Regions from separate parts of the Homo sapiens genome. Here region 1 is linked to region 2. A link is a loop called in an ENCODE intact Hi-C map of the cell type or tissue named here. Cell type or tissue: PC-9. All regions are shown on one strand. Links, peaks and the distances in the headings refer to the core of each region. The heading gives the core; the rest is flanking DNA. Region 1 overlaps CHN2 (chimerin 2). Region 2 has its middle 45 kb from the start of PRR15.

Region 1 (12,249 bases), core at 1,490-9,489, 120 kb after region 2:
CCTCTATTAACAAAAGAAATGTAGACAATTTTTTTTTTTTTTTTTTTTTTTTTTTTTTTACAAACTGCTTTTATTTAACAAAAAAGCAGGATGATGAGTGTGGTCACAATTTGGAAAGGTGTTCATCCGAGTTCTGCTTAAGAAAAAAAGAGCCTCAGTTTGAGTTCTTTATTCATACATGTTAGTAATTGGGTGTACATAAAGAGGCAAACAAAATGGATCTGGATCTCTTCTAAGGAAACCAATGAGTAAAAGCAGAGAAAGATGATAAGCTAGTTAATAAATAAAAAAGAGCAACTTATAACTCTGTAATAAAGCGAAGTTATAGTAGTCTTTCTGGTATTTCAGTTTATCATATGCAAACTGCCTATTATATAGTTCCTGCTTTGAAAATGATGCCAAAAATTTCTCAACATTTTTCTAGGGAATGACCCTAAGAAATGACAAAGCATTTTTTAACAGGAATGCAGAGAATTCATCCCAGAAGGACTTACAGGGCCAAATGTCATAATTCACTTAGAGGCCTACCAAGATTGAATGCAGTACTAAAAGAGTTCCTCAGTAAAGTATCCTATCTAAAGTTGGACATTTTCTAAATTCAGCAATCATACATTTCTTAATATTTTACTAGAAATGCTCTTAATTATGGCAGCAAAGTCAATTGTTAATCTGCTGTGAAGATCAATTAAATATAATAAAATAATATGTAAAATGCAACTCCAGAAAAAAAAAAGTATAAAAAGGGCTACAGAAGAAAAAAAGATGAGGCTGCTACTAGAGAGACCAAGTGGGGCCCAACCTTAACCAGAATGGTCAGGAAAGCCTCTTTTGGAAGGTGACCAGATGTAAAAGAAGAGCCAGTTCTCTTCCACAGGGAAAGAGAAAGGGACAGAGATCATTCCCAGCAGAAGGAATATATGGAGGCCTTGCGGGAGCAAAAGAACTTGGTGTGGTGAAGGAACTAGATGGCCAGGGTGGCCAGAACACCAAAAGTTGCGGGGAGAGGAATTGGAGTGAAGCTGAAGGTAGGATAGGAAAAGTTACACAGGGCCTTAAAGGCTTTATTCATGAGTGTGGATTTTGTTTCAATCTAAGTACAGTAGGAAGTTCTTGGAGGACTTCACATAGATTTTTTTAAAAGATTATTCTGACAACTGTGTTGAAAATGAATGAGAGGGTGTTAATAGTGGAATAGATATGAAAACTATGTTGTAGTCTAGTTGAACAATGACAGAGCCTAACACCTGGATGCTGGCAGTGGAGATGGAAAGTGGAAGAATTTGAGGTATATTTTGAAGACAGAATTTATAGGACCTGACAGTAGAAGTGTGGGCCTTTGAGGGAGACAGGAGTCAAGAATGACTCTGAGATTCTAGCTTAGGAACTAGGTAAATGATGATACCATTTGCTGAGATGGGAAAGACACTCTTCTGGGGAGAAAGTGAAGAATTCCATTTTAGATGGGTTAGGGTTAAATGCTGCTATGATATCCAAGTGTTAGTGTCAAGCAGGAACTCATAGTTTGAGAGGTCAGAGGAGGAGCAAAGACCAGAGGTATAAATTTCACCATCTATGATGAATAGATGATATTTAAAATTGTGTGAATGAACAAAAAGTATGGTCATGCATCACTTAATGATGGAGCTACATTCTGAGAAAAGCATCCTTGGGTGATTTCATCATTGAGGGGGATCATCATAGAGCGTACTTGCACAAACCTAGATGGTAGGGCCTACTACACATCTAGGGTATATGGTATAGCCTATTGCTCCTAGGCTACAGACCTCTACAGCATGTCACTTTACTAAATACTGTAGGCAACTGTAACATAACAGTAAGTATTTATGTACCTGAACATATCTAAACATAGAAAAGGTACAGTAAAAATACAGTATAAAGGATAAAAAATGGTACACTTACATAGGGAAGCTCCATTATAATCTTATGGGTTCACCATGATATATGTGGTTCATTCTTGACCTAAATATTGTTATATAGCACATGATTATATTAAAGGTAGGGAGCAGAAAACAAAAGAGAGCTCATCCCTGAGCACTCAGTGTTCAAACATTTAGAGAAAACCAACAAAGTGTTCCAGAAGCCAAGAGGTGAAGAATGTTTTAGGGAATGAATGGTCAATTATGTTGAATGCTGATAAGAGGTTCAATGAAATAAGTACTAAATATTGACTCAGATACATGGAAGTCATTAGCAACCTTAGCAACAGCAATCTCTTTGGATGGCTGAGGGTAGAAGTAAGACTCAACTGAACTGAAGAAGGTAAGGAAGTAGAGAAATATGTGGGTACCTCCTCTATCAGGAAGGCTGGCTATGATGTTCAACAGAGACAGAGGATAGCTCAAGGGAGATGTGGAGTCAAGGAAGGACTTTTTTAAAAGATGGGAAACACCAAGGCAAGTTGACTTGTTGATGAACTTGATACAATAGGTAAGAGACTGGAAATGCAGAAGAGAGAAAAGATAAGCAAAGGAGTGATGATCCTCAGAAGTTGAGAAATGATGGAGTTTAGGGTATCTGTGGAAGCAATATATATTTAAGGAGAAGAACAGTTGAGATCTTTCCAGAATTCGTAGTGAGACACAAAATATTCAGATTAAAAAAAAGCTAAATGAAACTCAAATCAGATAAATAAAAATAATCTGTATCTATGCCATTATACTGAAATTGCAGAATACCAAAAGACAAAGCAAAATCCTAAAACAACAACAACAACAAAAACCAAAACAGGTTATCTTTGAAAGGGGAGAAATAGGTAAAAATAGAGTTTTCTTCAGCAGGAAGACATGAATAGATTATTGAATAATTTCATCAAAGTGCTCTGACAAAAATACTGCCAACCTAACTTTTACACCCAGCTAATTATCATCTAAGAGTAAGGGTGAAATAAAGATATTTTCAGACAAATGTCAAGAGTTTCCAATCACAGATGATCACTTGAAGAAATACTAAAGGATATACTTCAGTGAGAAGCAAATTGAATCTAGGAGGAAGGATTTCCAGAAGCAGTGGTGAGCAAGAAAACTGGTAAGTGTGGGTCAATCTAATCATGCCCTATTTGCATACAACAATAACAAGATGACTAACTGTAGGGGACTTAAACATGGGGTAAAAAAATGACATGGAAGTTTGAAGGGGATGAAGAAGTCTAAAGTTCTCTTAATTTGGGAAATGTAAGAAGAGCTACTAATTAACTGAAGAATATTTGAAGTCAATTATGCATGTATTAAATTTTTGATAATTTAAAAAAGGGTGGGATGAAATCCATTAATCAAAAAGAATATATGGCTGGGTGTGGTAGCTCATGCCTGTAATCCCAGTGCTTTGGGAGGTCAAGGTAGGAGGATCACTTGAGGCCAGGTAGAGACCAGCCTGGGCAACATAGTGAGACTCCATCTCTAAAAAGAGTTTGAAATTTAGCTGGGCATAGTAGCACATGCCTGTAGTCCTAGCTACTCAGGAGACTGACATGGGAGGATGGCTTGAGCCCAGGTGTCCAGGGCTAAAATGAGCTATGATGGCGCCACTGTGCTCCAACCTGGACAACAGACTGAGATTGTCTCTCTCTCTCACACACACACAAATACATAAGGGAAAAAGAAATATAGGTTTAATTAAACCAATAAAAAGCAGGGAAGGAGAAAAAAGATGCAATAGAAAAGTACAGTGATTGTAGAAAAAATCCTTATACAACTCTAATCAGAATAAGTGGCTCTAATTCATCACAAAAAAAGATTTTTAGATAACATTTTAAAAATCCTTTCAAGAAACACAACTAAAACATAACATGAGAGAAATGTAAGAAAGAAAGCCATACCCAGCAAACTAGCCAATAGAAACCCAAAATAGAGCAAATATATATATTTGCATTATTAGTGATAGAGATAATAGAGATTTATTTTTACCAGAAGTATATAATTTTGAGCTTTTATATGACAATATGGTCTCAAAAATATAAAGCGAAATTGAAAGACTTACAAAGATAAATTGACAAATCCACAATCATAATGATTTTGACATCTTTCACAGAAACTAGTAGATCAAATAGCTAAAGTTGATCTATGAATACGAAAGGGATCTCATATCCAGCCATTCAAAGAACACACACACTTTTCAAAACCACTTGGAATATTCGTATCAATTGACCACAAATTAAGCTTCAACATATACAAAAAACTGATACCATACATACCATATTCTGAATATAATATAATAACATTTCAAATAGAGAGCCAAAGCCCAGTATGTTTGGTACAGTACATTTGGTACCAGTAGTATACACTGGAAAGACAAGAAACCAAATCACACATATATGGATACTTGGTATATCTCAGAAGTGGCATTACAAATTAATGGGGGAAGGATGTCAGACAGATGAATTATATCCTATTTTCATCTTATTTCCACCTTTCCAGCAACTCATTATTCACTCGTTTGTTTGATATTTACATGCTGATTGCCTGCTTTGAACTTGGCCCTGTACTAGTCCTTGGATATACAAAGTTGAAATAGATCAGAGGAATAAGAACTGCCTGCACTCAAGGATCTCATTATCTACAAGAATAAACAGGCAATTATGTGTCAGGTGATACAGCAGAACACGTAGGAGATCCTATGGTAGTATAATGGAGAGAATAATAAATTCTTCCTAGAAGTCTGCGGAAGGGGATATTGAACTGGGCTTTGAAGGATGGATAGGAATTCACCAGCCTGGGAAAGATTGAGCAGGTGGGGAAGTGATGGTGTTGACTGGAGAGCAGATGACTTGAGGAAGACATTTACAGAAGAGAAAACAGCATAACCAAAGGCCAATGAAGGTGGGCTTAGGTTTTGAAAGGCATTCTTTTCTGGCAAATGGTGTTTCAAAAAAAAAAAAAAAAGGAATGACATCACGTTGGTCTCTGAAACATCTTGAGTGGATGAAATAACCTCATCTTAAATATCCCTATATCTTGGGGTAAAAATGAAAATGCAATATTTAGAAATTAAGTGAGTGGCTACATGTTTACTACACGTGGACAGAATGCATATTGACAAAATATAAACTGGCCTATTGTTTCAGGAAAAACAGGATAGGCTAATCACAGATTTTCTAAAATTTCACTTTTTTTGCCAATATTTTTAAAAATAATTGAGCACATCAGGATTGCATTTTAATGCTTATTATCACTGTCCATATTTACCAACATCCTTTCCCAACAAGTATCCCTACTGCCTTTGATCTGTTCTGTCCAGCCAAATAAATGCATAGACGTCTCGAAGAGCAAGTAGCACCCAGTGTCCCCACACAGTCCCCAAAAAATAAAACAAAATGAGAATAGAGCAAGGATGTAAAGTGAAACATTATTTTAGGCCCATTGCCTACTTTCCTTTTTGGTGATGGGCCATTGTTTATTTTCACGACCGATATATTGTTCAATTTTCTTTTGGATCCACAAGGACAATCTCTAGACAGAAGGCTACGTGTAAATGCTGAGGGCATGCTCTGAGCCCATTTTATTTGGCTTCTACTTATTATGTCTACTCTTTCATTGAAATATACCGTATCTTAAAATTCACTGGTCGGCTTTTTCCATTTTCTGAAGTTCACTGATTTGCAAGAATATCTTTTTAGAGAAAGAACAGTTTGAAAACTTGAGGGCAGTAACTAAAATATTCTAGACAGGAAGAAAATACTCCAGACAGGAAGAATGTCTGTCCAAGACTATTACACTAGGCACGGTCTGCCTGGAATTCAAAAACCACACCAAACAAAAAAGATGATATTACACGAGATAAGGTATGTTTGACAAATGGCCCAGGAATGGCTACTTTGCAAAAACAAGAGCAAGAAGAGTCATCCAGAAAGATCTCAGGCATTTAGCAAGTATCTCTCAACACAGCTCTTTCTAAATGAACAGGATGTTATTTGTCTCATAGCTGCTGAATCTGGAAGGCAGTATTCTCTGGTGGTTTTATACCAGATATGTTTTGATGGGTCAATGTAGACACCACCCAGATGTATTAATATCAGCTCAGCCTGGGATCGAAACTGTAAGAAGGAAAAGTACCGTTTATGACATGCTGCAGTTGAGAATTTTTGCTTTTTCTTACCAGTATACATCATGATTTCTTAGCCTCGGCACTACTGATTAACATTTTGGGCTGGAAAATTCTTTGTTGTGGGGGTCTGCCTCGTACATTGTGGGATGTTTGGCAGCATCGCTGGCCTCCACCCACTAAATGCCAGTAGCACTCCCAGCTGGGACAAATCACAAATATCTGTAGGCATTGACAAATGTCCCCCAGGGGTCAGGGGGAGGTGGGGGGGTGAAGTTTCCTTTATTGAGAAGCAGTGGTATAGATGGAAACCTTATTGCCTCAATTTGTCATTTTATTATTCATATTAAAAATCAGAATTTTATTCTTTTGCTTTGAAAAGGAATCTTCGGGTCAGAGGCAGTTTGTTTGTTTGTTTGTTTGTTTAGCTACTTTATGTTCACAGAAGAGAGAGCTAAAGTCCCTTCCAGCTACATGTGGCTGGGTTCTGGAGGTCTAGTCTAGTGTTTGCCCAGGGTTAACTGAGAGGCTGGAGGGCAGGCAGCCTATCCTGCGTCACCCAGGTCAGCAGCACAGTCAAGGCTTCCAGATCTCTGCCAAGGACTTTTCCTATAATTTACTGTATTTCCCACAACCATGTGACATTCATCTCATATGAAAAATTAGGTTAAACTTTGAACTCTCCCCTTTTGCAAGACCAGATGAAGTCCTAACCTTGAAGTGACCCTTTTCAGATGTACGAAAACACAGCAGAGGTGAATCAATCTATGACAGACACTCTGAGTTCCCTCTGAAAGGCTGGCCAAGGAGATGGGGCAGGAGAGCTGAGTTTCTCAAACCGGGCACCACAGATCCCTGGACTTCTCATTAGCAGCTGCCCTAGTTTAAGATAGGATTGCATTTCTAAAATATTGATTGTCTCAAAGCTTTCTGGGAGTCTCCCCACTGCATAAAGTAAGATGTCCTCATGCTACTTAACTTTGATCAGGTTTATGAGCACATCGACACCCACATCCTTTTGACACTTCCCTGCTCAAAAACCTCGAGTGGCTCCCCATTGCCAGTAGTGAGGTTTCTCAGTCTCAGCACTACTGGCATTTAGGGCTGCACAACTCTTTGTTGTGGTGGCCTGTCCTGGACGTTTAGTAGCACACCTGGCCTCTACTGGATGCCTCTGGAGGAAGGAGAGGGAGAAGGAGAGACAGAGGAAGGAAGAGATAATGAAAGTAGGGAGGGAAAGGAAGGAGGGAGGGGGAGAGAAAGAGGGAGGGAGTTAGAAGGAGAAAAAGAAGAAAGGAGGGAGGGAAGGAGGAAGAGAGGGAGAAACTGGCTCCAGGTATACTCCCAGTTCCTGTTTCCACCCGTCCCTGAGTTCTGAGTATTCCCTGGAGGCTTTATGAGACCATCCTGTATAATAGTCTATTTAGCTTAAGATAGTTTCCAGGGGTTATATTACTTGAAAACAAGGACTTTGTAATCATTATAATGTGGAGCAGGCTGAATTAGGAGGTAGACAAAAACAACTCCTCTTCATAGCACTCTGGGAGCAGAAACAACATTTTTTTAATAAAGCCATATATTTCCAAACCTGTTTATTCCAGTCTCACTTTGAGTCCCTCATTTTATATTTAAGGTGATGAGTTTTGCCTTTGTTTTGAATTTTCTTTCCAGACTTGTTTCTGGCAAAACAGCCTTTTCTGATTATTAACTTAAAAAACAAAACAAAACAAACAAACAAAAAAAAAACAAAACAAGCCCCCAACCATTCTGAAGCCAATTTCTGCCTGTGTCAATTTGCAGGTGCAATATCCAGCCATCCCTGTTCTCCAGGCACAGAAGTAGCATCAGATGGACAGAAAAGGGTGATAGACACCTGGGAGCTTGATAAGAAGGCAAGGCAGACAAAATGCTGGGAATGACACGAAGGGCTGACACACTTTTATGAGGTCAAGGGGGAAGAGGAAGAGAGAGGGGCTTGCATGCGGGAAGCAAAAAGTCTTCTTCCAAAGCAAATGACCACTAGACTGAGAAGAATGCAAAAATGAATGAAAGGCCTAGAAATCATCAAGGAGCCTCAAATCCAAACTGGGAGGTGGTGGTGCTGCCACGTCCTGGACAGGTGTTTTAGTGGGAGCGTGGGGACATATTCTTAGCTTCTTGAACTTCTAGTCCTGGCCTCCAGGATAGCACGGGGTGGGGGTTGCATGTTGAGAAGGAGCATGCTACAAGAGCACACGCGATGGGGTGTGCCATGGGAACGGGGTGCTCCTGGTGCATCCTCAGTCTGTCAGCAGAGTGGGGGACATATAAGAGTAAGTAGGGCAACCATTTCCCCTACGTCCTGATGGGATGCTTTTGAAAGGCGCCACACAGGACAGCTGTAGTGAACTGGGACAGATCCCTCCTCCCCCTTACCCGCCCGCTCCCATGGATCAGACACGGGGTAGCACTGCACAGTCACCATCCCTGGCAAATGGGGATTGAGAGCTGGCCCGACACATCCTGATAGGGCCTCCATCTCTCCTGCGCCATCTGATGACCCTGGCAAGGGCCCACTCCGTGGAAGGACTCTAGTACAATGAACACAGGTGCATACAACACACAAGCCGCACAAGAGGGCAAACTGCAGGGCAGGGAGTGAGGAGAGGGCTCCGAAAGCTCAACTGTAGGGAGATACGGTCCCCTGCTTTCTGCCAACGTGAATGAACAGCTTGTGGGCCAGGACTTGTTCTAGACACTGGGGTTTCTGCAGTCAATAAAACAGACAAAAATCCCCACTCCACGAACCCTCTCTCCCCACCCCCTCCCATCGGGAGTTTCCCTCTGGTAAGGGGAAGGCAGGCAAACACACACATAAATATGTACGATGTCAGCTGGTGATCAGCGCTAGGGAGAAAAGGGAAGCTGGTACAGGCTGGGCAGGAGGTGGAAGGGGGGTGGAAAGGGAGTGGGGAACACACAGTGAGGGGGGTTAGAACTTTCTGGGCCTCTGCTCTCCATCCATATTCCATATCGGGAAGAAGGAAGGGTATCCTGGAAGTGCATGGGGGTGGGAGAGAATTTGGCAGGAAAGAGTGATGCAGATCCCCATGCAGACTGGAGAGGCTGGGAACAGAAGCAGCAGGCTGAGTGGGGGAAGGGCCTGCTCAGGAGACTCTGATGGCTCCAGGGCCCAGGAATCATCATCTTTCCACCATCTGGCCCACCCCAACTGATGATTTAAATGTGATGGACTCCTTTCTGTCCCCGAGGTCTCTCCCCTGCACCTTATTCGCTCCTGGCACATTTCTGACTCCAAGTTCTCACTCCTGTTGTTTGCATAGCCCGGGTGCTCTTTCTTTCCCCTGTATAACCATCCTTGATCTATTTATCTACTTGGGCTTCAGCCAACTTTCCACCTACCCACGAGGATTCTTGGTTAAGGCTGAGAGAACAACCACACTGTCTCTTACACAGGATCTCCAGCACTAGGGAGCCCCCTCCTCTTTGAATGCTCACAGAAGCTTGTCTTTTACTCCTGTTTTTTTATACATCACCACAGGGTCAGCTTCAGGGCGCATGTGACCTGCGCTGTTGCACAGAGCCCTGTCCTTAGCATGGTTTAATGTGCTGCTGTCATAGTTTTGAAAGTCTCAATTTTTTTTTTTAACAAGAACCTCATATTTTCATTTTATACTAGGTCTCACACATTACCTGCCCAGTCCTGCATAATCAATCACACATATTAGTGTGAACTAATAGCTACATCATAAATTTGATTATAAAGTATAACACATACTCTGAATATGAACCAGCTACAGCAAATAGACACTTTCAACTTGCTACTAAAAATGGAAGCTCACCAGCTATTTTAAAGTTTTTTTGGTGCCTCTTTTAATGAAGAAATGCTTGGTAAAGATAAGAGACAAAGAATAACTAAGTTTCACCACTTTCTATCAGAGCAATGAAGCACTGATAAGAAAAATCCATGAAAACTTTTCTTTACAGATGTTAAAATCAATAGCCATGGAAATCAGCAGTTATGCCTGGACCAAGGGGTTGACACTTAGGAGCAATTAGATTACATCTAAAGACCTTTTTTCATGGACATAAAAATCTTTAATGAAACTGTAAACTTTAACATTACTGACAATGCATCCTTTAGGGTGAGGCTAGAGATCCTTCCTATTGAGGGTTCCTGAAAATGTCAATTACAGTTCCTATAACGGGTTGCATCGTATATCCCCCGAAAGGTGTGCTTCACTCCTAACCCTGGGTCACTGTGCATATGACCTTATTTGGAAATAGGGTCTTTGAAGATATAATTAAGACGACATCATACTGGATTAGTATGGGCCCTAAATCCCATGGCTGGCAACCTTATAAGAAGATGACAGATATACAGAGACATACAGAGAAGGCTATATGAAGATGGAGGCAGAGATTGGAGTGGTGTGTCTACAAGACAAAGAACGCCAAGGACTGCCGCAACCACAAGAAGCTAGGAGAGAGCTGCAGGGCAGTTTCTCTTTCAGAGCCTCCAGAAGGACCCAACCCTGCCCATACCTTGATTTCAGACTTCCCAGCCTTCAAAACCACCAGCAAATAAATCTGTGTTGTTTTAAGCCACCAAGTTTGTGGTCATTTGTTATGACAGCTTTAATAGAAAGTACTTTTTAAAAGCTAGGAGAAAAATGTGTGAAATCTAAATCTAAATCATCTAAGTCATCCATTTACTTTTTAAACAAACGAGGGGTATAAACCAGTATTGGCTACAGGATGGAATACATTCAAGGAAATAACCATCAGGCTTTATTTCATTTTCTCTTACATATAATTAATGAGAGAAGAAGAAAGAGATGGTAGAAAAGAGACAAAAGAAAAAAAGCCATGAAGAAGAGAGGGTAGAAAATAAAAGACTGAAAAAGCTAGATACAAAAATACAAGTGAGAGGCACAAAAAGATAATAATAGATGCTAACATCAAATGAATACTTACTGGGTGCCAGAGACCACGATAAGTGACTCGCATGTATTCTTTAAACCTCCCAACACTCCCATTTTATAGATGAGGGAACTGAGGCAGAGAGAGCTGAGCTCTTTGGAAGAACATGGTGTGGCCAGGAGTACTATGCGGGCTAAAGCTACCTCAGCACTGTGCTAAGTGTGGGCAGGAAGCCGAGCAAGCCGACTGCCGGGCCTCTGGGGTTGGCTGGCCTGAAGATTTTCAGAGCTCAGCCATAAGGTATTATTAGGGTGGACCATTCAAAAGAGAGCTGTTCCAGTTACAGCAGAGTGCCTCCTTAAATCAACTAGATAAACAGAGATGCAGTTATAAAATGAGCTAAATAACCGAGTGGTTTTTCTCTTGACAAACAGTTTTCATTTTAGAGAGGAGTCTGTTAATTTCACCATTCCTCCAACAAATACGTCTCAGTGCCTAGTAGGTACAAGTAACCCTAGGAAATCCAGGCTTTAAATAAGCAAAGATTGCATCAGCACACAGTGTTGAAAAGTATACAATTATTGCATGCGATGAGGTGCCAACTGTCCTTTGGTTCCCAAAGCTTTTGTTCTCAGAGCCGAATTTTACTTTGCTTAGACAAGCTTTGTTTGAGAAGCAAAGGCAGTGACTGTGAGCTTTCTGAGAGAATAGAGCGCAAGGTCCCAACTTAGGGAATGTTGGGGGTTTCTATTCATTCCTCTTGACAAAGTTCCTGGGCAGAGCAAAGGAAAGGGCTTTTTACCTGGGGTAATAGTTCTGACTGGGGCAAACAATCTTGTTATGGGGTAAGAAGAGAAACTCTACTGGCAAATTTGAATGTCAGGTAGGAGGCCTCTAGAAAAAAGTGCAGGCCGGGCGCGGTGGCTCACGCCTGTAATCCTAGCACTTTGGGAGGCCGAGACGGGCGGATCACGAGGTCAGGAGATCGAGACCATCTTGGCTAACACGGTGAAACCCCGTTTCTACTAAAAATACAAAAAATTAGCCGGGTGTGTTGGCGGGCGCCTGTAGTCCCAGCTACTTGGGAGGCTGAGGCAGGAGAATGGCATGAACCCGGGAGGCGGAGCTTGCAGTGAGCCGAGATCGCGCCACTGCACTCCAACCTGGGAGACACAGCGAGACTCCGTCTCAAAAAAAAAAAAAAAAAAAAAAAAAAAAAAAAAAAAAAAAAAGAAAAAAGTGCAGACAGCACCTAGCAAAGCCTATTAT
Region 2 (12,249 bases), core at 1,959-9,958:
AATCTGACAACCCTAGGTGTGGGGACAGAGAAGACAGGAATCAAGAATGACTCCCATGTTTTCAGCCTGAATAAACGGAAGAATGGGGTTTCCCTTGTTAGAGAGGGAGACAATTTAGTGATGAGGGGGTGTAGTTCAAGGGCTTAATTTTAGACATGTTAAGTTTGAGATCCATTTGATAATCGTAGATGACATTTGAGGCCACAAGACCAGATGAGATCCCCTAGAAAGTGAGTATAATTACCAAAGAGAAGAGGCCCAGGAGTCTGCCAGTGTTCAGAGGAAACAGCCAAGGAGATGGAACTCACAGGCTTTCATTCATACAGCTGTTGAGCAGTAAATGAATAAATACATGTAAAGTACTTACAACGAGCACATAGGAACCATTTAATCAATGGGAACCAGCCCTGCTTCTTTCCTTTTCTCTTTCTTTATTTCATTTTTTAAGGTTTTGAGTGAGAAATAAAGCAGTGCATAATTACAAGATTTGCTAATTTAACAAACACATTGAGCATCTACTGTCTGCTAAGTACTGTGCTGGGTACTGGGGAAATGGCCATGACAAAATGGACAAAATTATCTGCCTCCATGGAACTTACATTCTAGGAGAAGGAAGACAGACAATCAACAAGATAATAAGTCAATTACATGGTATAGCAGGTGGAGCTGAGAACTGCAGCTGCAAACAGAGTGCTGGGGCAGTGGGTAAGGAGGAACCATTTTAAATCTGATGTTCCTGAGAGGAACTGCTGAGATGCAAAAGTGAGGGAGAAGATCACATGGAGGACTAGAAGTCCCGGCTGGGGGAACAGCAAGTGCAAAGGCCCTGGGGTGGAGGCCTGCCTGGGCTGTCCAAGGTAGAGCAAGTAGGAGAGTGACTTGATTAGGGATAGTGGAGGGGAAGAGCAGCAGGCAGTGGGGTCAGAGTGATAGCCATGTGGATCCTGTGTGGCCTTGTAGGCATTGTCATGACTTTGGCTTTTACTCCCAGGGAGATAGGAGCCAGTGAAGGCTGACTGACCTTTACCCAATTCTCATTTTATAAGAATTTTTGTTGGCCGGGCATGGTGGCTCACGCCTGTAGTCCCAGCACTTTGAGAGGCTGAGTTGGGTGGATCACTTGAGGTCAGGAGTTCGAGATGAGCCTGGCCAACATGGTGAACCCCATCTCTACAAAAAAAAAAAAAAAAAAATGAGTCAGGCACGGTGCCTGTAATCCCAGCTACTTAGGAGACTGAGGCAGGAGAATCACTTGAACCCGGGAGGCAGAGTTTGCAGTGAGCCAAGATCGCGCCACTGCACTCCAGCCAGATCAACAGTGAGAAGCTGCAGAAAAAAAAAAAAAAAGAATTTTTGTCATCTGCCAAACTTATTTGTGAGAAAACACTAAAAGCAGAAAGAATGCTAGTTATATTCAAGGTCACTAAAAGCGAACACTGGAGAACAATTTGGAATGACTCAGCATTAGGAATTTAAAAATTCATTCATTTCTTCATTCAACAGGCATTTATTGCCCAGGAAACAAAAACAGGTCTTACAACATTGTCTAAGAAAAGTAACTGGCACCAAGATTAAATGCTTAATATTTATGTGACAATTATAATGCTATGCCCTGGATTAATGTCAACTTACAGAAATACTGCCCAAATAGGAATTCCAGAGTTCAATTTACAGATGAGGAAACTGAGGCCAGAAATAATAGACAACTTCCTCGAGATCAATGGTGGAGAAAGTGGTGCTAGTGTCTCCATGGCCACAGAGGGATCTATAGACCACCAAATACCTCTCTTTCTTTCTGTACCTCCATTAGCACCTGATAACAGTGCTGGGTAAAATAATATGGCGGAACTAAAAAAGTACAGGCAGATTCCCACAATGTTCTGCTACTAAGAGAAAAGCTCATGAGAATAGGCTATACCCTCCCTTCTTCCCTTTGTATCCAAATGCAGAAAGTGGTCTCTGCGGGAATTCAACCCCATTGTCATTGCTCCACTGACCCATTCAGCTGCCTGGGTCTGTGCAACTCAAGGTGTGTCCCGCTCAGCTGCCAATATTATGGAAAAGCTGCTCAGCCTGGGACAAGGGATTTAACTCCCTGGCCTCATGTTTTGTATCCTGAAAATGAGAAGCTTAAAATGAATACATGATCTCTGAGGATCTTTTCAGCTTGGAAATGTTAGGATTCTGATGAGATAGTTGCTTGAGATTTAGTGCACAAAAGAGAAAGAGGTGAAAAACAATTGGCTCTTCTCTGTTTTCACATTATTGGCTGTGTGGCTAAAGCTGGTACCTGAAATGTAAATATTCTGTGTCTCCTGACCCTTTAAAAAAATCTCTCTCTCTCTCTTCTTTAACCTCTCTCCTTTTTAATGTCTTTTGTTTTCTCTGATTCACAGTCAACTTTGGATTTCTATTAAACTTTTAAAAGGCTTGAGCCAATCTTTCTTGTAAATTGTGGTGGCCAGGGGGCAGCGTGGGAAGAAAGAAGAGAAAAGTTCTTGTTTCCACATGAATCACCATGGAGCAGCATCTGTCCTCAATTTTGGCAAAGCAAATTAAAGGGGAAAAGAGTTCTTATTCACTGGGAGAAAACAGAGACAGCAAAGCCCAGAAGCTTCTCTTTGGTCAGCCTCTCAATTGTATTCCCCCCTCTTTGCTGTCCTCCCAAGGGCTAGACATCCAACACTCCTACCGAGGTTCTCATGACATTGACAGTTTAGCTGGAAACCCAAGACCCACTCCTACTTTCCTGTGGGATTTCTCACTGCCTTCCCATGAACTGTCCATCCTGCAGCCCATGAGGGCGTGTCAGACCCAGAGAGAATAAGAGAAGGCCATGCAGCAGATGCCAGGCAACATGTCTGCTCCCAGTGGCCCCCAGTGGCTGGGCTTGGCCAGCCAGGCTGTGAAATCAGAGACAGCCCAGCCCTCCAGAGCACAGAGACTCCCGGCCACTCTGACTTCATTATCATGCAACTAGGGCACCGGGGCCTTGCCAGGGGCTGCTGCAAGCAAGTTTGCTTAGGGAGACAGCTGGAAAGATGGATACCATGGGCTTCTTTGTTCTCTTTGTTTCTTTTCATTTTGTCTTCTCTCTCAGCATCTCTTTCTGTCTTTTTTCCCTTCCTCACTTTCTCTTATCTTCCTTTTTCTCTGCATTTCCCCTTCTCTTTCTTCCTCCAACCTACGACTCTCTCACTTCTCTCCCTCCACATTTTCCCCATCTCTCCTTTCTCTATTCCCTCTTCCCTTTCTCTTTCTTTCTCTCTCTTACCTTTTCCTTACATGGAGGGTTTACCAAAGAGTTGCTCAAGGATTTATTAATCAGCTGCTGATGCACCAGGTGACCAGGTGGATGAACCCATCTCAATGAATTTTCAACATGGACACTTAGCAATCGTTGCCTGGAAGATTGAAGGAGTTGCAAAACATTTTCTTGATGTTTGTTCCTGCAAAAAACATTAAAAATAATAACTCAGCTGAACTCATGAGTCAGTTGAATTACTGTCTTTGGGTTTTCTCTCTGTCATTGTCTGTTTGTCTCTCTCTATTAATCTTTTTCTCTCAACTTCTCTGTCTCTCATACCCTAGTGAGAAATTAGAGAGCATCATTTCAAGTGTCAGTTAATCTGAAGTGAAGCATTATGGGATTATTAATAAACCAGGACTGAATTTCACTGAGATTTAGAAAGAGGAAGTTACCCAGTAACCTCCATTTCATTACATATCAAAGTGTTTTCTACTTTGGTAGAAGAGAAGTGACCTCTCTCTTCACTCAGGTAGGGAGTCCCAGAAAACCAGAGCCCCAGTGAAGTCCATCTAGAGGAATTTTTCACACGACCAACAGATAAATTTTCTTTCCAAGTAAAGCCAAGTGCTGGGTCCAGGGTGCTAGGCTATCAACACAAGCACAATGAGGAAGACTTCTCTTCCCCTCATAGCAGGAAAGAGGACAGCCATAAATATGTCCTGTGGGGTCTAGCAGGGCCCCTGTGAGGCTAGATGTGAGAAAGAACCCTTTCTGTGCCTCCCAGGGCCTGGTTGGCAGCTGCGCAGAAGGCTACTTCTCCTCAGGGCCACAGAGAGACGGGCCCTGAGGCAAAAGCCTTTGAGAGACCTTCATGGCAACCTGGAAGTTCACAGAATCCATTCTTAACCTCTTTCTTACACTCAGGCCAGGCCTCTGGCCCAGTGATTCTCACATTTAGTTCAAAGACCACTAGACTCCACCTGTACATCCGGGTGAGGGTCTTCTGAGGGAACTTCTGGTTTTGTTTATGTGGATTTACACAAGAGTCTTCTGTTGTCTAAGTTTAATAAACTTCAATGCTATTTCATCTAAAGCAGCCTATCTTTTTTTGGTTATTTTTTGGTAAATGTTGACATTTAATTGACTTCAATAATCTCAAAAACCACAATGGTGGAGGTGGTATTTTCTTTTCACTGTTGATGGAAAAAAGAGCTGAACACAGCTGGGTGCGGTGGCTCATACCTGTAATCCCAGCCCTTTGGAAGGCCAAGGCAGGTGGATCACCTGAGGTCAGGAGTTCAAGACCAGCCTGACCAAGATGGCAGAACCCTGTCTCTACTAAAAATACAAAAAATTAGCTGGGCATGGTGGCGGGCATCTGTAATCCCAGCTACTCAGGAGGCTGAGGCAGGAGAATTGCTTGAATCTGGGAGGCAGAGGTTGCAGTGAGCCAACATCATGCCACCGCACTCCAGCCTGGGCAATAGAGTGAGACTCCGCCTCTCCAAAAAAAAAAAAAAAAGAGCTGAACACAATTCTGGGACCAGAAATGTCAACACTCTTTCCACTTAAAAAATGAAGTATTAGGGAGATACTGTATTTATTATAAACAGATGTGGATCTTATACATTCTGTCAATTTTAACTGTGGAAATAGAAGTCCATCTATCTAAAACATGCACTACTGTCCAACTTTAAATTTATGAAACCTTTCTCTTACATCATTTCTGAACATCTTGGCATCTACTCAAAATCATGAGAAAGTATTACTCCTGCTAAATTCTGGTGTCCAAATTGTACAAACTGCATCTCTGTAGCTTTCTAGTTTCCTTCGTGTGTGTTGTGGAAAGAGTACTATTAATAGCTTTGGAGCAAGGGTTAGAATCCCAGTCCCACTCATTATTTCATCCCTCGGTGCCTCACTCCAGGGAGATTACAATATGTGAGGATTCAACAAGATCATGACAAAACACTTTGCAGGGCACAGGGACTGCCATGCCATGGAAGAAGAATATATTTACAAAACCAAACATTACCTTCCTCTGTGCGTTCGATGACCTGGGCTGCAGACCTTACTCTAGCAAACCGCTAGGTGGCACTAATTTGGGGACTCCTTCCTTTGCCGCCTAAAAGCATCCTGGAATTTACCACCATTCCGTCTCCTCAACGCTTGCCTAAGTGTTGGTGACTCAATCTGTGGATTCCACTCCAATTGGCTTAAGCCCAGTCATTTTGGGATGAATAATTGGCACTGCCATTACTCTAGGAACAAGGCACACATTCCATCTAGACCTGCAGGATAAGTAATACGGAATGTAGTCCGTGGAAAGAGACAGGTACAAAGAAGAGGAAAGAGACAAGGAGAGTGAAAGACAAGCAAAAAAGGAAGGATCCCTCCGAAGAGAGAGACTGAGTGATGGTCAGAGAAGGACAGAATAAAAGCATGATGGGGAAAAGGAAAGGGGAAGTGGGTTAATATTCAACTAAAAAAGGAGGGCTTTATTTTAATTTCTCATGCTAAGGAGCAAACAAACAAAAACACTGAAAGAGAGACTGCCTTTCCTTTGCAAACCAAGAGGCTTTGAGGGCTGTGTCCACAGAGCAGGTGAAGGCACCAGCTGCCCAGCTTGTGAATGCCAGAGATAAACAAACCACACCCAGTTGCCTTTCAACTATCCAAGATACCGTCTCCTCCCTGCGTTGCGGAGGTCGGATGACTGAGAACACAGCCTAGGGTCACTAAAAGGTCTGGAGTATGAGGGAAGGTACCCGTCCTTATTGTTCTTCACTCTGAAAATGCTGAGGCAGAAGCGATTCATGGGACATGAGAACTTTTTAGGCTCAAGGTTAATTCTTCAAGATAGTGAGCTGTCTGTCTCTGGGAAGATACAGACCAAGGATAGGACTGCCTGTTAGGATTCTAGGGGAGGAAGCCTGCCCTGAACCGAGCAAGAGGGTCTCCCAGACCGTCAGGGTCCTTTCTGAAGCCACCTTGTTTCCTATAAATATAAAAAACAGACCCAGCTGTGACAAGCTTCCTGGCTGTCTTTACCCACACCCCATCCACTTGGTGGTCTGAACTCGGGGCTGCAGGTAGGTACAGGAAGAAGAGGCTGTGGCCACTTAAGGTACGAAATAAACATTCCTGCCTTTTAAGCCAACACCTGCAGATTTCACCTCCTCAGTACTGGGGTGGAGAGGAGAGGTTAGGCATTCACTGCATGGGCCACAGAGGGCAAAAACTGAAAAGAAGTCAACCTTCCGAGAACTCGCCACTTTGAGAATATGATACCCTTGCAACCACCTAACTAAATATCTGCCATTAACTCAGTCTAAAAGCATGAAGTACTGTATTCTCCTGAGATTGGGGGAAAATACGCCTCACTGTACCAGTGCGTGAATAATCAAAGTGCTCCTTTCGTTCCCCATTATTCTCCCCTTTCTATTGATGTTGTTGTTTTCGTGTGTATTCATTGTCTCAAAAGCCTGATAACTCATTGTTTTAGAATGTTTGTTAAGGAGCCAGAAGCTAGACAGTCTGGGTCTGAATATTAACCTTGTGGCCTTGGGTAACTGACAATCTCTCCTAACTTCAGTTCCTTCATCTGTTAGGTGGAGCCAAGTTAGGTACGTACCTCAGAGAGCACCTGTATAAAAGAGGTGAGATCACATAAAGAGCTTAGTCCAGGGCCTGACACCATGCTATTAGTGATACAATTATGATATAAAAAACTTCTTTTGCATTTCTGCAATAATTCAGGTGGAGCCTGGCCCACGGACATGTGAATTAGTTCATGTGCTTTCTTGCAGAGGTTAATTTACTATTAGTTTTGAAGAGCAATTTGCAAAGCCAAGATGAGAAATTGTTTAGTGTGATAAAGACTGACTCAAGACCTACAAAAAGTGCTGAGTGAGTTGGAAGCTGAAGCACACACAAGAAAAGAAACAACTGCCAGCTCATAGTCACAGTCACCAGCAAAGCCCGAGGCATGCAAGTTTGCTTTACAATTGCCCTATGCTAAGTAGCCAACCTCTCGAAGAAAAGTTACTCAGCAGGAACTCTGATACCACCATATCACAGTAGCCTGGGACGAATTGAAAAGATCTCACACAGATTACCAGTCAGGTAATTCTTTGAAGAAAATGACCAAACTTTAAGTCCATTTTTGCACTAGTTCCCACATTAAAATATAATCTCATTTTAGAAGGCTTTAGATGATGCTTTATAAGTTGATTTGGAAACGGAGTTCATGTTTCATCTTCTGGTCCAACCGAAGACAACTCCAGAAAATACTTGCTGGTGGCCAACCTCCAGTTGGTTCTCGCTCTTTCAAACTTATTGAAGATATTCCCCACGCTGTCGAGACAGCAGAACCCATTTTATTTTTAGTGCGCAGAAATTCTTTCACTGTCAAAATGTTTCATGGACACCAACATGACGTGTGGTTTGTAGTTTTCCAGCAATTCTAGTTCTCTTGTCAGAACCACTTCTTTCCCCTGTGTTAGCATGGGTCCTTTGAGGGAGCAGGACCCATGAAACTGGGCAAAGCCAATCACCAATCCTATTCCTCTGGTCACAATGATTGACTCAGAGATGGCCAAATGACCTGTTTGTAACCACGGAGACAGAATGAGACTTTGCTGAGAAGCCTGGGAAAGAGTCAGGCTGCCTTCTGCTGTCCAGGTGATAGAGTTGAGAGCTAGAAGCTTCTGCAGCCTCTCTCTAAACCTAGAAAAGAGCTGCTCTGTGGAAGCTGAGCTGAGAGACGGAGAAAGTTCCCAGTGCATCACTAGAGCCATGTCTTTCCCTAGACTTTTCATTTAAATGAAATAATCACCTTTTCATGTGTGAATCCAGTTTGAGTTGGGGTTTCTACCACTTGCCACTACGATATCAACACCTGCCACACAGGATTGTTGTGTAGATGTAATAAGAAATGAAAGAATCCACAAGGAAACACCTAGCACAGCGCCTGGTTTAGGGATGTGCTATGAGCCCCACCCATCTGTGCCAGCAGCGGCAGCCCCAGGAGCGGTCTCACTAGGATGTGAGCTAGGATGCTCAAGGAAAAGCACCAAGCTAGGTCTGAAGGTCTGAAGGTTTGGGAAGGGCATAGAGACCTGCAGAAGAGGAGAAAAAAGGGATGGGAGTTTCAGGCATGAATGTATAACACACACTTGGGGTACACTGAATAGACAGACCAGTGAATAGAATGAGGACTCATGGACAGGAAAATGGTCAACCAGCTGGCCAGGCCGAGGTCTGGATTACTGCAGATCTAGGGTGCAGCTAAAGAGCTTGGACTTTTCCTGTAAGACACAGAGAAATATTGCTGCCTGACTTGACCTGACATATCAGCATTAATCTGACACTTCCCTGGCTACACTCAATGACTTGTCAGAGAGTACATTTCCGAGGCTCCTGCAGTGATGAAGGCCAGACATAGCCCAGGCCTGACCCAGAGAGAGGGCAGTGGATGGAGGGAGAGGCCAGCCTTGGTGCAAATGCTGTGTTCTCACACTGTGCACGTAGTTCGGCTCATGACCTCTTCTGTGCAGGGGATGAAATACTAGCCTTGAAACACCAGATCCCTTATTAGCCTTTGTCCCTGGGCAAGAAGAATGGAGATTCCAGGGCATTTGCTTTGTTTGGCTTGTTGAGTGATTATCAGTTTTCTGTTTCTGTTCTCTCACCACACCCTCTGACTCACCCTGTGTGCTATAGGCGTGGACTTCTTTTCAGAGCTTTATAGCAAATTTCTTTTTCTTCTGCAAATATCTCTTTTTAAATAATGCATTCAACATAATTATAAAAACACTCTTCTGATGTGAAAAATTCTCCACATATGCAGATAAGAAGGGCTTATTTTGAAAAGAAGTCCAAAGCTAGGAACATACAGGCAAGTGTTTTGAATTATAAGAATTGATATGGTTAATTTCATGTGTCAACTTGGGTGGGCCATAGTACCTGGATCTTTGGTCAAACATCACAGGTGTTTCTACGCAGGTATTTTTTGGATGGGACTCTGAGTAAAGCAGATTACCATCCATAATGTGGCTGTACCTTATCCAGTCAGTTGAAGGCCTTAAGAAAAAAGATTGACCTCCTGCTAAAAGGAGAGAATTTTGTCAGCAGACTGCTTTTGGATTTAAGCTACAGCTCTTCTCTGGGCCTTCTGCCTGCCAGTTCGCGCTGCAGAATTTGGACTTAACAGCTGCCATGCTCATGTAAACCAATTCTTTAAAATAAATCTCTTTATCCCTGCATATTTATACACACACATACATGCTATTGATTCTGTTTCTCTGGAAATCCCTAATACAAGGATAAATTTTTAAAAATTCCTACAAGCATTTTGGTTGGGAAATCAATGACTCAAACAGCCCTACCCCCACCAAAAAGTAGGAATAACAGAATATAGAGTTCTCTTTGCCATCCTTAATTGTGATTTTTGCTTTCTTTTTGACACTTGTTATGTAAGAGATTTTTGTCAATTTCCAAGAATAGCTTTTCAAATTTAAAATTTATTTCTTTATTTATAATTTTCTAGTATTAGAGAATGTAGACTGTATGCTTTCTGCTTTATGAAAATTTTAAGAATTTTTCTTATGGACTCATAGAAGTCTCACTGTTACCACAATTTTTGTAATGTCTCATAAATAGTTGAATGAATAGTATATTCTCTCTTTGTAGGGTAGGGACTTTGATAGGATAGAAAATTCTATACATCTACTAGATTATTGAAATACTCAATAACCTTTTTTTATTTGTCTAGTAAACTGTCAGATATGGAAAGTGATATAGTGAAATAACCTCCATAATAGTCATCCTCTGATTTCTCATGCATATGAACTATTTGGCTTTATACATGTTGGTACTGTATAAAGATACAGATAAAGTATATATAGATAAAGATTCTTGGATACAGGGGCATATTTTTCTATAATATAATATAATTTAATAATGTTAATATGACCCTACTTCATATTTTTTTTACTTGAATTAGATCTTGTTTAGAATTAATATAACCTCCTCCATGTAGTTAACTTTGTTCTCTAAAAAATTTTGCTTTGCTTTCTTCTGTTTCATTTTGTTTCAAGCCTCTTATAAGCAGTAACTGTGATTGCATTTTAAAAGTCTTTGTTATTTAACTCTCAGACTTTAATCCATTTATACTTATTCTTGCAATTAGTATGATTAGTTTTATTTCTTTTTTATGCTTTCTGTTATTTAGACTTCTTTATTCTTTATGGTTGTTTTTCTATATAAACTATATTTTGTTTTTAATATAAAAATTAACATTTAAAAATTATAGTAGTTTTAGCAATATTATTTAATCCATAGTTTTTTGAATCATTAATTCCATTTGAAATGATGTTTTTGACACCGTCTCTATTGAGACACACCATTTTGTACCTTTCTACTTCACTATACCTTCTCCTTCATGTTTTCTGTGTTTATATGATCGGCCTCTCACCCCAAGCCACTGTGTGTGTGTGCCTTGTGTTCCAACCCCGGGAGTGCCCTTGGGATGCTTTCCACTCCTGTTCTCCATCTACTCCATCAGTGGGCTCTCATAGCACCTCTTACTTTCCTTCATAGCATTTATCACAGTTTTTAAAAATTACACATCCATTTGATTAATACGTATATACCCTATGAGGGCAGATACCATGTCTGGATTGCTTACCATGGTAACTCCAGCTCTAGGCAGAGTAGCAGGCACATCAGACAACAAACTAATATTTGTTGGGTTCATGAATAAAGAAATGAGTGAATAACTGCTTATGGAAGCATAAATTGGCCAACATCCTGAAAAACTACACAGCACAATATATCAGGAGACTTAAAGATTGCATATTTCTGCATACAAAATCATACTCTTAGGAGTCTGTCACGGCGAAATCATCAGAAACAGGCACAATGATTTGTGTATAGTTGTTTATGAAAATGTTTTAAAAATCATTATTTCTTTTTTTGTATGCTTTCAGAAGTAATCATGCTCACTATAAAACATTCAAATAGGGCCCTGCATGGTGGTTCACGCCTGTAATCCCAGTGCTTTGGGAGGCCAAGGTGGGAAGATTGCTTGGGTCCAGGAGTCCAAGACCAGCTTGAGTAATGTAGCAAGATCCTGTCTCTACAAATTTTTTTTTTAACTTAGTGAAACATGGCGGCACACACCTGTAGTTCTAGCTACTTGGGAGGCTGAAGCAGGAGGATCACTTGAGCCCAGGAGTTCCAGGCTGCAGTGAGCTATGATTATGCCACTGTACTCCAGCCTGGGCAACAAAGAGACACCCTGTCTCAAAAACAAACAAACAAAAAGCATTCAAATAGTGCATCAATATAAAATGTAAAAAGCAAAATTATATTATCATATTCAAGATATAGCTATTATTAATTGATTGGTATAATTTTCTCCAAATAGTTTTCCTTGCATATATTGACATTATTATAAGAATTTTTATAGTAGTTTTTTCCAAAAATGGGATTTTAGAAACATATTTAATCTTCCTTAATGATTCAAAATGACACTATTTGCCTCTCAAATATATTCCTAAATACATATAAATCCATTTCAGTATACCATGATATATTTCCCCCAAACTCTGTACTGCTCTACACTCTCAGCCAAGGAGATCAACAGAGCAGGTTCAATTGTTCACTCTTGGCCAATGAGGGTTTGTGCTCCCTACTGCAACTGCTTTCAGCCAGTGAAATCTCCATAGGTCTATCAGAATTGTTCCATAAGATATGTAATTTACATTCCTGTGACTTCTCTTTCTTTAATTACTTTTAAATTCTGGCAGAAAGTGTACCTTTCTATTGACTAGCAAAGGGTTTATGGGTGATTGTGCTGCACCTGGCCCAAAGAAATAGATGAGAATCGTGCCTGATGTTGGAAATGTTATGAACATTCAAGGTACTTTAATGTAAATGGTAGGGGAAACAGAAGATAGAGATTAACAGACAATTAGTGATTGTGGAAATTCTTT

What was found. Peaks named below come from ENCODE experiments on the same cell type or tissue, not always from the same donor. Only the 100,000 strongest peaks of a DNase experiment are listed, where the experiment ranks them.
Region 1: it touches region 2 in a loop (6-fold over the local background); 2 of 110 quality-filtered maps call a loop at or near these places.

The regions. Positions count from the first base shown.
Region 1 is chr7:29,482,761-29,495,009 of GRCh38, reverse strand. The region is part of intron 7 of CHN2 (chimerin 2); the gene reads right to left. Among named protein-coding and RNA genes, the nearest start is that of PRR15-DT, 75 kb to the left of the region's middle. In PC-9, for the core only: no CTCF peak of the experiment used is centred there; a DNase peak (open chromatin) is centred at 5,819; H3K27ac peaks cover 997 bases.
Region 2 is chr7:29,603,041-29,615,289 of GRCh38, reverse strand. No RefSeq gene overlaps it. Among named protein-coding and RNA genes, the nearest start is that of PRR15, 45 kb to the right of the region's middle. In PC-9, for the core only: CTCF peaks have their summits at 5,123 and 5,322 (motif pointing right); DNase peaks (open chromatin) are centred at 5,449, 5,909, 7,219 and 8,889; H3K4me3 peaks cover 1,985 bases; H3K27ac peaks cover 5,645 bases.